Linked DNA regions of Homo sapiens: regions 1 and 3 are each linked to region 2. The links are chromatin contacts, found by Hi-C or POLR2A ChIA-PET in ENCODE. All regions are on one chromosome and are shown on one strand. Each heading gives the region's core, a stretch centred on a gene start or an enhancer-like site at or near the end of the contact. The rest is flanking DNA. Distances are from core to core; before and after follow the strand shown. Region 1 overlaps RAMP1 (receptor activity modifying protein 1). Region 2 holds the start of ACKR3 (atypical chemokine receptor 3). Region 3 overlaps LRRFIP1 (LRR binding FLII interacting protein 1).

Region 1 (4,216 bases), core at 1,592-4,091, 1.3 Mb before region 2:
CTCAGGACCTTTGCACATGCTGTTCCTTTTAACTGGAAAGCTCTTAGCCTCATCTTCACAAGGCCACCCTATGCTCGCCCTTCGCTTAAATGTCACGTCCTCAAAGAGGCCTTTTCTGGATGCTTCAATCATATTTGGCTTCCCCAGCAAAGTGGGGTTTTCCTTCATAGATGGGTGTTACTTTGTGGCTGTCCATGAACTCATGTGATTATTCACCCACTGTTGGTCTCAACAACCAGACTGCAGACACCACCGGGGCAGGGAGGGTAAGAGCAAAAATCCCCCTTACTCTGGTCACAGTGGCCACCTCCAAGGCAAAGTGAAACAAAGCCTGAAGGAAGACAGCGAGAGAGGGATGTACCCAGGAGACGCAGACAGAAGGTGAGCAGGGGTGTGGGCTTCCCAGCAGACCTGGCCCAGGCCGGTGAGAAGGGCCATCAGTGGGGCTGATGGGGATGCTCCACCCAGGACAGCTGGCACTGCGCCACAGCGTACAGACAGCCCGCAGCTGCCAGGAACGCAAGACACGTGGGAGACTTAAACACACCTCCCAAGGCTAGGTAGATAAACAGTAGCATAAAGTGATTATGAAAAATAATGTTAATAAACCGATGCAGTGACTGTCTGATAAAGGTTCTATTCTACAGAGACTCAGCCGGCTTTTCAAAGGCCCCTGGGTCTGTGTTAGGCGGCAAAAAGAGACTCATCAAATCCCCAGAGTATAAATCATAAGTCAATATTCTCAGGCTACAATACTGAAAACTAAAAATTAGTTTTAAAAAAAGGATAAATTTAAAAAAATGGAATTCCTAGAAATGAAAGATCATTTATATAATTTCGAAGTCACAGGAGAATTTAAAAATTCAATTACAAAATATTAAGAGAACAAGATCGGCAATACTATATGTACAAATGAATGGAATGGGGCAAAAGTGAATTCTGAGAAAAATTAATAGTTATAAATTATTTTATTAAACAAAAATAAATGAAAATAAACAAAATAAGTATCCAAAGCAAGATATTTTTTAAAAAGAACAAAATAAATCTCTCCAAATGGCACATAATTTGTCCATCAATAATTATTAGAAGCAATATAGGCCAGGTGCGGTGGCTCACGCCTGTAATACCACCACTTTGGGAGGCCGAGGTGGGCAGATCACTTGAGCTCAGGAGTTCAAGACCAGCCGGGGCAGCATGGCGAAACCCCATCTCTGCTGAAAATATCAAAATTAGCCAGGCATGGTGGCACACACCTGTAGTCCCAGTTAACTTGAGTGGCTGAGGCACGAGAATGCCGTGAACCCAGGAGGCAGAGGTTGCAGTGAGTCGAGATCGTGCCACTGCACTCCAGCCTGGGCGACAGAGCCAGACACTGTCCTAAACAAACAAACAAATAAACAAAAAACAAAAAACAGAAAAGAAAAAGAAGAAGTATAAGAGATTAATACGTAAAAAAGGTTTGTTAAAAATTGGAAAATCCTCAGTGAATTGGGATACTTTTTGGTTAAATTATAAACTATCAAATATCGACTTAAAAAGGAGGAATTCCAAGAAGAAAAATGGCAAATGTTATTAAAGAATTGCTGTTTCAAAAGGCACTAGATCCCAGGCAGTTCTTTCAAATTCTTTTTTTTTCTTTTTAATTGAGACAGGTTCTCACTATGTTGCTCAGGCTGGTCTCAAACTCCTGGGCTCAAGCGATCCTCCCACCTCGGCCTTCCAAAGTGCTGGGATTACAGGTGTGGGAGGCGTGAGCCACTGCAAATTCTTAAAGTGAAAGAAAAAGATGTGCAGCTTCCCAGTTCATTTAAAAAAGTTAACAAACCCTGATCCCAAGCCTCTTGAGATGGCATGACATGCGTCTCAACGCATGCGCACACGGACGGAACAGATGCCCTTCGCTTCCACCTATAAATAGACACTCAAGTCCCCTACCCAATGCTAACAAACTTCATCTAGCCACATAGCATATTTTATTTAAAGGAGGGCTAATTTCAGGAATGCTTTAAACCTGTTACTACAAAATCACACTTTAATACACCATGGGAAAAAAATGTACCGTCATTTTAATACGCATTGAGAAGGCATTTGAGAAAACTCAATATTCTTTTCTGATTTTAAAAAAGCCACAACCTTGAAAACACAGAAAGAAGCTATTTTCTTCATGTGATAAAAATCTCTCTCTCGGCCAGGTGCAGTGGCTCACGCCTGTAATCTCAGCACTTTGGGAGGCCGAGGCGGGCGGGTCACCTGAGGTCAGGAGTTCGCGACCAGCCTGGGCAACACGGTGAAACCCCATCTCTACTAAAATACAAAAAATTAGCTGGGTGTGGCAGCGTGTGCCTGTAGTCCCAGCTACTCAGGAGGCTGAGGCAGGAGAATTGCTTGAACCCGGGAGGCGGAGGTTGCAGCGAGCGGAGATCATGCCACTGCACTCCAGCATGGGTGACAGAGTGTGACCCAGTCTCAAAGAAAAAAAAAAAATCACTGTCTCAAACCAATAGCATGCACCCCATTTAGGACTGGAACACAGTGGCATTTTCGTGGCAGCCAGCAACAGGCTTATTTCGCATTTAGGCAGCCAGGGCTGGCTTCTCCCTTGTGGTTTCTGCCTTTGGTGTCAGGGCTCACACCCAGGATTCTGTGAATAGCGGGACCTTTCCAAAGCAGGGAGGGGCTGGCCACTTACTGCGCCACTTCCTCTGTTGACAGAGAGCCACGCTGTGGCCTGGCCTGGCGTGCGTCAGGTGTGGAGCAAGCACAGGGCCAGCTTGTCTTTAAGAGGCCTCAGCCCGGGCCCTGGGGATGTGAAAGCCCACGCAGTGTAGCTTCCCACCTACGTCTGCGTGTGTGAGCTCGGGAGCCTGGCTTCCTGTCTCACTTCTGCCCAGCACTGCTGGAGGCAGCAGAGAACTGGGCACCTTTTGTTTTTCTTGACACTGGGGAAATGTATAAGGAAGTCTTGTTAACTGTTTGATGAAAAGCACTTCAGCACACTGTGCTGGCCTGGGAAATGTGTGCTGGGCCAGCAGGCTCTGAGCCAGCTGTGCACACCTGGAACTCCTACGGGTGAGTGGCTGCTCCCATCCCCCTGGGACTGGCAGCACGCGTGAGGGAAAGACGGATATTGTACTATCAAACCCTTCCTAAATCAGGCTGGTCAGAGAGTACAATCAAACTAGGGAAAAGGCCAAGCATTAGAAGTCCTATGTACCTGTGCCAGCCCAGGGATGCCTACACATTTGACCTACTGCATTGCTGAGACAGGAATGCTTTGAAATAAGTGTCATCACTGCATGCAAATGAATATGTTAAACAGGAATTTTCCCCAGGCTCTGACTATGGTTTATCTATTTAAGTTGTATTAACAGGGACTTCTGACATCTTAGCAAAGCCATTTTCCCAACAGCATAAGGGGAAATGCCAACTCCATCCCTTTCCAAAGAATTACAGCATCTGGCCAGGCACAGTGGTTCCCGCCTGCAATCCCAGCACTGTGGGAGGCTGAGGAGGGTGGATCACCTGAGGTCAGGAGTTTGAGACCAGCCTGGCCAACATGGTGAAACCCAGTCTCTACTAAAAATACAAAAATTAGCTGGGCGTGGTGGTGCACGCCTGTGGTCCCATCTACTCAGGAGGCTGAGGCAGGAGAATGGCTTGAACTCGGGAGGTGGAGGTTGCAGTGAGCTGAGGTTGCACCACTGCACTCCAGCCTGGGAGAAAGAGCGAGACCCCATCTCAAAAAACAAACAAACAAACAAAAAACAAAACCCCCCCCCAAAAAACCAAAACAAACAAAAAAAGAAGAATGACAGCATCCACGAGAGCATGTGTTTCTGAGGTTTCCACTAAGACACGTGGATCTGTAAACAAGAAGCCTCACCATAGGCTTCTTGCAAATACTTCGCCAAATCATGGAAGCCAATTCCATTCCACACCTTTGTTACCAGCTAAATATTGCACTTTACCACTGACTAGGTGCTTGCTGAACAAGGAGGACAAAGGCCTCTCTCTTGCAGGAAAAGGAACAACATGAATAACGCACCAAAGAAAGAATCTTGGGAGGGTTCAAGGAAACAGGAGGAAGACAGATGAAACGGGGCTCAGTGTTCTCGCTGCTGTGGAGGAGGCCACAATTCCTCCTGCAACACTCGCAGTGACTGTAGAGCATGCTGATGAAGCCGGAGAAAATGGCCAGCCCTCTCTGCACGTTGAG
Region 2 (4,730 bases), core at 144-2,643:
TTGCTTTAGAAAAGACTTTCCATCTGGGGAAAGCTCATATTCTGATGAAAGAAGGGCAAGCAGTTTATCCATTTAAAATCTATGGAAAGTTAAAGCACAGAAACCAGCAGCCTCCACTTTCTTTGCTAGGCGTGCCTAGCTGATGTCCACATTTTTCCTGGAATAAATAAAGGGACACTAAAAGCAGCATCTGCCTTTAAAAAAGAAAAGAACAAAGTTACCATGTTGAGACTTTGCAGACTGAAGTTTCAGGGGATGTCACTGCACCAAATACATTCAAAGGGCTGTAAACCATTTAAGGAGGCTCTCTCCCACTTTTGAAACACTAAGTAATCCTGTTGTGAGCAAAAGGAAAGAAAGAAAGAAAGAAAGAGGAAGAGAGAAAGAGAGACAGCCAGTCTGACTTTTACAACTTCTCATTCTCCCTGGAAGTTACAAGTCTTGGCTAACCACCCATCCCTGACCTCACTCCAAAGTTCTCTCAGTCACTCCTTGAATCTTTGCACATGCCAACAAAATTGAACAAAATCCACATTTTACCTGAAGAGTATATTTAAATTGCAAAATAGTAGATTTGTGTGTGTGCTTCCCCCAACCCCAATTGAAGTTGGACTTAACACCTTCTAAGAGAACAATACTCAAATTAGATTAGCAAGCGTGCCATCAAGAGAAGAGAAGACCGGGCTGTGTTTAACATTCACGTTTATAGCTTCCGGACTTACAGACTCTGGTAAATCCCCCAAAGTACTGAATTCAAATACATCTTGGACTCACAAAGATTCTCAGCAGTTTTCTGCTCCATTTAAGGATGCCTCTTAATAAAGTGTTCATCATTCTGGAATTACGTATTTACTGCCAATTTTATCTGTTTCCAAACTGATATACTAGAAGCAAAACAGGTAAACAGTGGGTGCCAAGCTAATCCCCATGCCAAATTGGTCAGGCAGAATGGATAGTCTGTGTTCTTGCAAAGTTCCCCTGCTTACTGGAGCTTAAATAGCCACACAGCAAATAAACACCAGATTCCTAAATACACATGGAAATTTCCTTCTGCAAGTGACTTAAGAAAACTGCCCTTTGCTTTCTGAAGAGAAAGGTGAAGCCCTCCGAATTAGCAAAAGCACTTTGCAATGCAGCTGCGTGCAGCCTGGGTTTTCAGAAACCAGACCCGCAGACTCAAAAGCACCCATCTGAGCGATTTTAAAGAAGGCCTTTGAAAAGACCACTTGGCTTAAGAGCAGAAGCCGTGCCTTCTTTCCGAGCAGAGCTGCTGCCCGAGCACCGTTTCCTTACCTCCGGGCTGGCTGGGCTGGCTGGGCTGGCTGGGCTCGCTCGCCTTCCTGGCTGTGCTGTGCGCTGGCTCCCTTAGTGCTGAGCACTTTGCAACAACTGTGAGCTCTGCTGGCTGCAGACTTGCATTATATACACTGCAGAAAGGAGCCTCTAGCCTCTAGATGGCAGCTTTGTAACCCACATCTCTCTCTCCCCCGTGCCACCCCCATCCCACAGGCAGACACACACACACACACACCCCCCTCTTGTAAACCTCACTAGTCTGTTGTTTCCTGCACAAGTGTACTCTTGGGAAACCCCAGCCTTCTTTCATTTGCAAAATCTGGTGAAGCCACAAAGTCCAAACCCCACGGGGGGAAAACGTCAGCCAAAGACAAACTGCAAAGAAACCCTAGTGCTTGGCAAAATCATCAAATATTTATCTGGTCTCAGGTATATCTTGAATAATCCCATTAACACCAAGAGCTCCTGTGAATGCCTCTTCGCTCTAGGGAGGACTTTGTTCCCAAGACAAATTACTCTGAACTTCTGAACTTCGATGTTGATTTACTAAGCCTGGGTTTTCCTTGTTAATTCCTCCAAAACAGAAGTAACAGTTTTGGTATGACCAATGAATCGATGCCACACCGTATATCCCCAAAGTGGAGAAAAGAGTCTTTATAATAGATTATACTTGAATACTTTTATTTGTAAAGGACTTTAAGTACAAAATCCTTGAGACTCTAATCAAGATAGTATTCTACAGTGTCTGCCCAGTGCCAGACACGCATTAGGAAGATAATAAATGCCTTTTGATAATGTCTTTTTCTGAGATGAGTCTGGCAAACACTTTACTACAATTATTGCAATCTACATTCTTATTTGGATGCGTATTGCTAAAGTTCCCCCCACGGAGGAATTCAACCTAAAAATGTGATCCAGGTGATACTCATCTCCAATGCCCCATTTACAAAAATCGTCCATAAGATAGGGACCCAAAGGCCACCCGCCAGCCCATCCCATGTGCAATGCTCTGGCTTTCGTATTGCTTTCTGATCTCCTGGAGTTCTTAAAGAGCGGCTCAAGTGGAGTGTATGAAGGCACCAGCTGTATTCACGCCTTCTCCAGAGCTAAAACTTTTCGAGATTCTTTTTATACTTCTACTAAAAATAACAGCAGACGCTCGGTCCCAGCGCTGAATCTGGGGGACTGGGAGGTCAAAGTCTCACGTGGCTAGAAAGTCTCCGTGTGGAGAAAGCCCTTAACGAAAGAAATATTTTGTTTAGCTAAAAGCTTCACATTTTTCTCCTGAACTGGCTGCCCAGCGGGAGGCGAGGTGCACACCTGCTCTCCGGGGGCCTCCGGAGGGGTCGCCCTGGGGCCGGCCTTTCCCAGCCCGAGCGCAGCGTCCCGCCACCGCCTCTGCAGGGCGGCGCAATCACTCTTCGTGTCACATCGGCACCAAGGACATCTCCAGGCTCCCCAGAGACGCTGGAAAGGAAAACTGCCAGCGGCTGCGTCTACCCACACCCAAGATCTAGGCGAGACCTCGACTCTCCACAGCATACGTGTCCTGACTTTTTCTGTCCTGTTTCTTTCTTGTGGGGGACCCTGTGTCTGAGCCCGCTGGAAATGTACGGGGATCCCCTCTGGACTGCAGCTCGGTTTCCGCTTTCTGTGGCTGTAGCCGTGACTCCGGGGCCTGTCCTTCAGAGAACGCGCTCCGCATTGCAGAGCCTGCGCGCCCGGTGGAAACACAGAGTGGGTGTCAATCCGTTCTGAGCTAAGTGTACTGTCGCTGGAAGAAAGGCCACATGGGCCGGGGACCCCGGACAGGATGCTAACGTAGAGGAAGGAAAAGGCAACGCAGTTTTTTTAAAAAGTAGAACCCGCTTCGTGCGTCCGGGGCCAGAATCCACGAGGCCGCCTTGCAGCAGCCTGCGCCCTGCCCCGCCAGCCCCGGCCCCGCGCCCACCCACGGCCTGCACCCAGCCCCGCACCCACACACGGCCTCGCGCCCTCCCACAGCCCCGCGCCCTGCCCCGCACCCACCCACGGCCCGCACCCACGCCCTTCCCCGCGCCCAGACTTGTTCCGCACTCACGCACGGCCGGGCACCCGGCCCAGGCGCCTGCGAGAATTCTGGCCCCGGGGTCACCGCCCTCGCCCTTCGACGTCCCCCACCCGTCCCCTAGTTCCGCCGGGCGGGGCTGCTGGAGGCTTCCAGACGGGGAGGGGCGGACCAAGCGCCAGCGGGGAATGGGGCGGGGTGGGTCGGGAACTCTGGCCAGGCTCCCACCCTGGGAGGAGGAGCTGGGTGCTTGGGGCCTGAACTTGGCTGTCTCCTTGGGCCTCCCACCCTGTCCCAGAAAACAGGCCTGGGGGAAAACGAGAGGGTAAGCAAGCAGGGCTTTTTGAGAAAACGAGATTCCATTGCCCTAGGACCTAAAAGTCTCTTTTCAAAGTTTTGAAGAGTGTCTCTGCTTTTGGAAGATTGTGCTTTCAGTGTAAGGGCAGAACTCCACCTCCATCCTCTAGGGGTCCCGGCTGGGTCCGAGAATTAAATTGACATAAGATAGATGAATAGGAGGAAAGCATAGTGCAAGTTTCACGCGGCATGGGAGCCCTCATACAGAAATGCAGACCCGGCCGGGCGCGGTGGCTCAGGCCTGTAATCCCAGCACTTTGGGAGGCCGAGGCGGGCGGATCGCGAGGTCGGGAGTTCGAGACCAGCCAGGCCAACATGGTGAAACCCCATCTCTACTAAAAAATACAAAAAATTAGCCCAGCGCGGTGGCGCGCGTCTGTAATCCCAGCTACTCGGGAGGCAGGAGAATCGCTTGAACCCGGGAGGCGGAGGTTGTAGTGAGCCGGGATTGCACCATTGCAATCCAGCCTGGGTGACAGAGTGAGACTCTGTCAAAAGAAAAAGAAGGGAAGGGGGAAGGAAGGAAGGAAGGTAGGAAGGAAGGAAAGAAGGAAGGAAGGAAGGAAGGCAGGCAGGCAGGCAGGCAAATCCTCCTTGGGGAAAGAAAGAAAGAGGGAGAGACAGAGAGAGAAAGGAAGAAAAGACAGAGAGAGAAAGAAAGAAAAGAAAGAAAGAAAGAGGAAAGAGATGACGACCCGAACAAAGAAAGCAAGAAAGAAAGCAACAGAGAAAGGCAGGCCCTAGCAAAGAAAAGGAAGGAAGGAAGGAAGGAAGGAAGGAAGGAAGGAAGGAAGGAAGGGAAGGAAAGGAAGGAAAGAGGGACAGACCCGAGCAAGCAGTTCGCGTCCACTACTTAAATACTGGATTAAACAGAGAAGAATAAACTTTGAAAATGTGACTAAAAAGATTAGAGTGACGCTCTGCAGTATTCTTTAGCTGGCAGCTTCTAGTCCTAAGGATAAGGATGCTGTCTTCCTTCTGCTATGGGGAGAGTGATCTTGCACCTGCTGTTTTTCAAGTGCCTTTCACT
Region 3 (4,635 bases), core at 467-2,966, 1.1 Mb before region 2:
GTTCCTGCTGCTGCCCGCGGGGTTAGGATGGAGCAGAGGGAGGAGCTCCTCTGACAAGATCCAGGCTCCCTGGCTTCTCAGGAATGCCCACAATGGTTGGTCCAGAACCATTCCTGTTCAGAACACACAGCCTGGCCCTTTCCCTGGGATCCCACCCATCCTGGCCAGGGACCCCACAGACAGAGTTTTACAGGAACTAGGTCTTACAGCAAGATACTCTTTGAGGGTGGGGATGGCTGGGAAAAAAAGATTCCATTTACTATCAAAGTTGCCTCCTTGTCCTAATCCTAGAAAGCCGAACCACGACTCGAGTTCTATTGTTGCGTCTTATTTTACCATATGTGAATATGACAGCCCTCTGATAGGGAGGTGGTGTGTACGGTGATAAGAGATCTAAAAATACACGAGGAAGCACAAGTATGACCCCCAGGGCCTCCGAAACAAATGGCTAAAAAGACAGCCAGGCTCTCCCAGCCACATTAATGCCAGCCCCACAGCCTGCTGTGGAGCCCAAGTCTATGGGGGCACCTCCCTGGGAGCCCCATCTGCCAGGCACCCAGCCCACAGGCCAGCTGGGGAGATAGGCACCAAAGTGACCCTTCTCCCCCTGCAGGGTCTTTTCTGGGCTGCATGGACCCATGCGTGACATCTCGGGAGCCAGGCTGGAGAGGCCTGCAGAAGACTGCGTGAAGAAGTCACCATCCCCATCCCGAGCCACAGATAAAAGCACATGTTAGGAGGTGCTTTGCAAAGGGACCCCACGGCATGCAGAGGGCCCTGAGGGGCTCTAGTTCTAGACAGAACCACACAGCAGAAACGGCTTCTACCGGGGCAGGGCACACAGGGCAGTGAGGTAAACAGTCTAACCCATGCCTGTTCTTCCAGGGCTCCCCATGGGCCTCCCGCTCAGAGCCCCAGAGATTCCCAGCTATAAGAAGACAGTCACCCAAAGATAATGGCCGTCCCTTCTTCCGGGTCAGGGAACTCAGGGACAGCCCGGCTCAGGCTGGGGGCTCAGGCCAAGGAGAACCAGAGAGAGAAGAAGTTATTGACCAGGACACAAGGAGAAACCCCAGCGGAGCGCAGAGTGGAGAGCCCTCCCGCACGCCCTCCTGGCCTAGCCCACATGTGCTTCCATCCTCGCATGGCCTCAGCCTGCGCTGGAGGTGTTGTAGGCAGTGGGAGTACTGCCTAAGGGTGGGGACAGCCCAACACCCTGAACCCCAATTCCAGTGACGTCTGGGGCTCTAGCAGCTCTAATGGCATTTGTATCCTTCTTGTGGCTCCTACCAGAAGATCATCATGTGGTCTCCTCAAAGAACAGAAACACAACCAACACTGGTGGGGCAGGGGCCCTGACTGCTGGCAAAGGGACAGCAGGTGCTGCGGGAGGCTCGCTGGGCAGCTTGCTTCAAAAGCCCCACACTCCTTCAGGGGATCCTGGCACTGCTCATACATTTCCTGAGCATTGAAGCTTTTCTGGGATTCCAGCCTAGTGTAGAATTACAGATCCCAGGGCCTCTCACCCTACAGTCACAGGAAATGTTCTTACTCTGCTTTTAAACTCTGTGGTGATACCCTAGGGGTCCAGAATTCTACACAGAAGCTGGAAGGGGTTTATGAGCCACAACTTTAGGGCAGGCAGTTCCTGAGAAATACTCTGACGTCACTCCTTCCACCCAGGCTGAGAAGGCCCTGCAGCCTGGAAAGCACCGCATGTGAACCAGAGGCGGCTCCCACCTCCCCCCGCAGAGCCCAGGGGAGACCCAGGGCATACAGCTCATGTGCAGATTCGTGGCTGCCATGCCCGCCGTTTGCCAGGAGCCTGTTAGCGCATATTAGGGACACCCAGTGGGCCAATGGACAGAGGACTGGACCATGAACAGCAGCTCTCCTCAGATGTCAGATGGAAATGACGCCCCACGGGGCTGTTCAGGGAGAGAAGCCGTTTGCCAGCTGTAAAGCACTCTGCAAACAGGAGGAAGTTCTCCTATTAATTACACACATTCATTTTCGCCTCCAGGTTTTAGCGTCAAGCAGAGAAGTGAAAAAGCAGCAGCATTATTTTTCTAGGCCCCATGATACATCACCAGTCTAGTTTATAACCTTTTTGGAAAAGTGTTAAGGATGTAATTCAAGTTCACTCACGTGAATGTGACAGGAATATGATGCAGCCGAAGCCTGAAGTGGCCACAAAGGCCAGTTTGTTCACAGACAAGCAGGGGCCTCGGTCCTTGTGCGATTCTTCCCCTGAGCTAAGAAGGAATCAAGCTCCTGGAGGGGCCGTGGTGTACCCAGGCTGTGACACGGGATCCCTTTCCTGAGCCACTTTGCTATAGGAAGTAGCCACAGCCACCAACTTTTGTTTTCTCTGCAAACCCCCCAACCCTCAGATGCAGTGGCCTCTAAAGTTTGCTATTCACAGCAACCAAGTGGGCCGGGTGATGTTCTCCTGCACAGACGTGGACAAGAACGGACGGCACAAGGCTAGCACCTCCGCAACGCAAGGGAGGCTCACCTCGGTTCCGTGTACCCACCACCCCATGTCCCCCAGAGGCGATGTGCACTGTATCTCAGTTCCAAAAGAAATGCTCATGTGGGCAATCTCACGAAGTCCCCCAGGAACCACAAAGAGCCTTCCCTACGGCCATGACTGTGAGAACGATCGTTACCAGGCACAGGGCACTCTGGGGTGGCAGCTGGCAGTGGCGGAAGTGTTGACTTAGAGGGCATTTTGGAAATGTTGGGGGGACTGGGATGTCAAAAAGATTGGGAAGAAGCTAAGGGTATTGGGGCGGGGGGGCAGGGCCAGGTCGGCCAACCATCCCGCATTCAGACACGCCTGCGATGGGAAGAACTTTTCCCTTGACTGCTCAGGAAGATAGAAAAACCACTGTTTTGGCCGGGTGCGGTGGCTCACGCCTGTAATCCCAGCACTTTGGGAGGCCGAGGCAGGCGGATCATCTGAGGTCAGGAGTTCAAGACCAGTCTGACCAACATAGTGAAATCCCATCTCTACTAAAAATACAAAATTAGCCGGGCATGGTGGCGCATGCCTATAATCCCAGCTACTCAGGAGGCTGAGGCAGGAGAATCACTTGAACCCGGGAGGCGGAGGTTGTAGTGAGCCGAGATCTCACCATTGCACTCCAGCCTGGGCGACAGAGCGAAATTCCATCTCAAAAAAAAAGAAAAAAAAAAAAAAGAAAAGAAAAACCACTATTTTTAATTTTTGGATTTACAAACTGATTGCAACTTACATATAAACTCAAAATATGTTTTACACAGTTCAAATATACATGAACTATTCCAGGAATGCAATCGACATGGAAATTGAAGGAAGATGATGATACTTGGCTTTGTTCAGAACTTTCCTGAGAGTTAGTCAACTTTGTAGAATGTCACGTCATAGACAGCAACATGAGGGGTGGTGTGTGGGTCTCAGTGCAACACACCTGTGTCAGCCTCCCTGTGACGCCAGGCACAGGTGTGTGCAGGTCTCATCACTGCATTCAACTGCTGGTGTACTTGGTCTTGAGTATTTCTATATCAAAATTCTTATTATGTTACTATAAACTACCTGTATTTTATTTTTTAAGGAAATGTTATATTGACTCGAAATTATGTGCGCTGGTTGACTTTCTCACCTATGCATTTCATTTCAGGCTAGTAAGGAAGTTAAGGAACTTGTAAAAAGACAGGGTTGAGAACCACAGCTTCAGAACTCCAGTGTGGATCTCTCGTCTCTCCATCACACTGTATGAACCAGCCCCGGCACAATTCAGAGCACAGGTCTGGGTGCCTGGTGCTCAGGCCATCATGAAGATTTGGATGGCATAAAGTTAGAGATCAAAGCCTAACTGATTACTTAAAACACTATGTTTCCATCAAAATTAACTCAGACAAATTATGGAGTAGACTGAAATTACCATGAAAGTTTACGGTAAGACGGCCACCTTCAAAGAAGGCTTTAGCTTACAAGGCTGCTCCTGGCCGGGCCCACAGGCCCCAGGAGCCAGCACACTGTCCTCTGCACTCGGGGGACCTGGCAGACAAGTCCAAGAAATGCTGGGTGCCGACTGCTTCTCTCAGCTATGGCTGCACTGTTCTCAGTAAAGGTCTGAGTTTATGCAGGTGCAGACTGTCAAGAAAGGAGTCTGAAGACCCAGCCACAGCCTCCAGCTTGGGCTCTGTCACCTACAGTTATGTGAGCCTGGATAAGTTACTCGGTTTTTGAACCCCAGCCCTCATTAAAGAAGTAGGAGGGGACGTAATCTTTAAGAGCTTCCTTCCCCTCTGAAATTCTTTGGGTTCATGCCAGAGGTGAATTATTTGTACACTGAGATTGTCCACAGACTGTGTCTGTTTTGCTACTGGAAATCTCCAGGCTTTGCTTTTCAGAATAATAAGCTTCTTTAAAGTCCTTCGCATCCTAAAATAGCAAACGTATTAATCGGGAACAAAATGATTGATGTTACTTTATTGATGACTCACACATTGACCTATTCAAACCTCACAACACAATCTTGGGCTTAGCAGCTACTCCCACTGGCGCTAAGAAATAAATACGCTATACAGTATCTTCCATGCAAGTGAACTTCTACTCTTGCTGTTAATACATTTCTTGCTTTTCCT

What was found. A loop is a pair of places that touch in the nucleus more often than their neighbours do. ChIA-PET counts read pairs that join two places held with the same protein, here RNA polymerase II (POLR2A). Pooled maps may share reads with other maps.
Region 1: a pooled map shows a loop between it and region 2 (2.7-fold over the local background). The contact joins the enhancer-like site here to the promoter of ACKR3 in region 2. A Hi-C loop is called at or near these places in 2 of 37 single-sample maps with no recorded cell type and 1 of 50 pooled maps. POLR2A ChIA-PET finds 5 or more read pairs at or near these places in 1 of 52 experiments (B cell).
Region 3: a map with no recorded cell type shows a loop between it and region 2 (4-fold over the local background). The contact joins the enhancer-like site here to the promoter of ACKR3 in region 2. A Hi-C loop is called at or near these places in 8 of 37 single-sample maps with no recorded cell type and 3 of 50 pooled maps. POLR2A ChIA-PET finds 5 or more read pairs at or near these places in 1 of 52 experiments (T-cell).

Annotation. Positions count from the first base shown.
Region 1 is chr2:237,897,341-237,901,556 of GRCh38, reverse strand. The region is part of intron 2 of RAMP1 (receptor activity modifying protein 1); the gene reads right to left. Among named protein-coding and RNA genes, the nearest start is that of RAMP1, 40 kb to the right of the region's middle. RefSeq lists enhancers at 2,395-2,504, 2,585-2,634, 2,602-4,216. Within about 2 kb of position 2,841, at least 29 of the 41 ENCODE cell types and tissues checked have a DNase peak (open chromatin) inside an H3K27ac peak, as active enhancers do; they include B cell, where a contact is called at or near this core.
Region 2 is chr2:236,566,488-236,571,217 of GRCh38, reverse strand. It overlaps ACKR3 (atypical chemokine receptor 3), which reads right to left and starts at 1,393. Exons shown (of 2, transcript NM_020311.3): 1 at 1,294-1,393. RefSeq lists enhancers at 2,157-3,032, 3,033-3,908 and a silencer at 3,334-3,383.
Region 3 is chr2:237,697,917-237,702,551 of GRCh38, reverse strand. All of the region lies in intron 1 of LRRFIP1 (LRR binding FLII interacting protein 1), which reads right to left. Among named protein-coding and RNA genes, the nearest start is that of LRRFIP1, 73 kb to the right of the region's middle. RefSeq lists enhancers at 2,043-2,092, 2,103-2,152 and a silencer at 4,146-4,195. Within about 2 kb of position 1,716, at least 31 of the 41 ENCODE cell types and tissues checked have a DNase peak (open chromatin) inside an H3K27ac peak, as active enhancers do.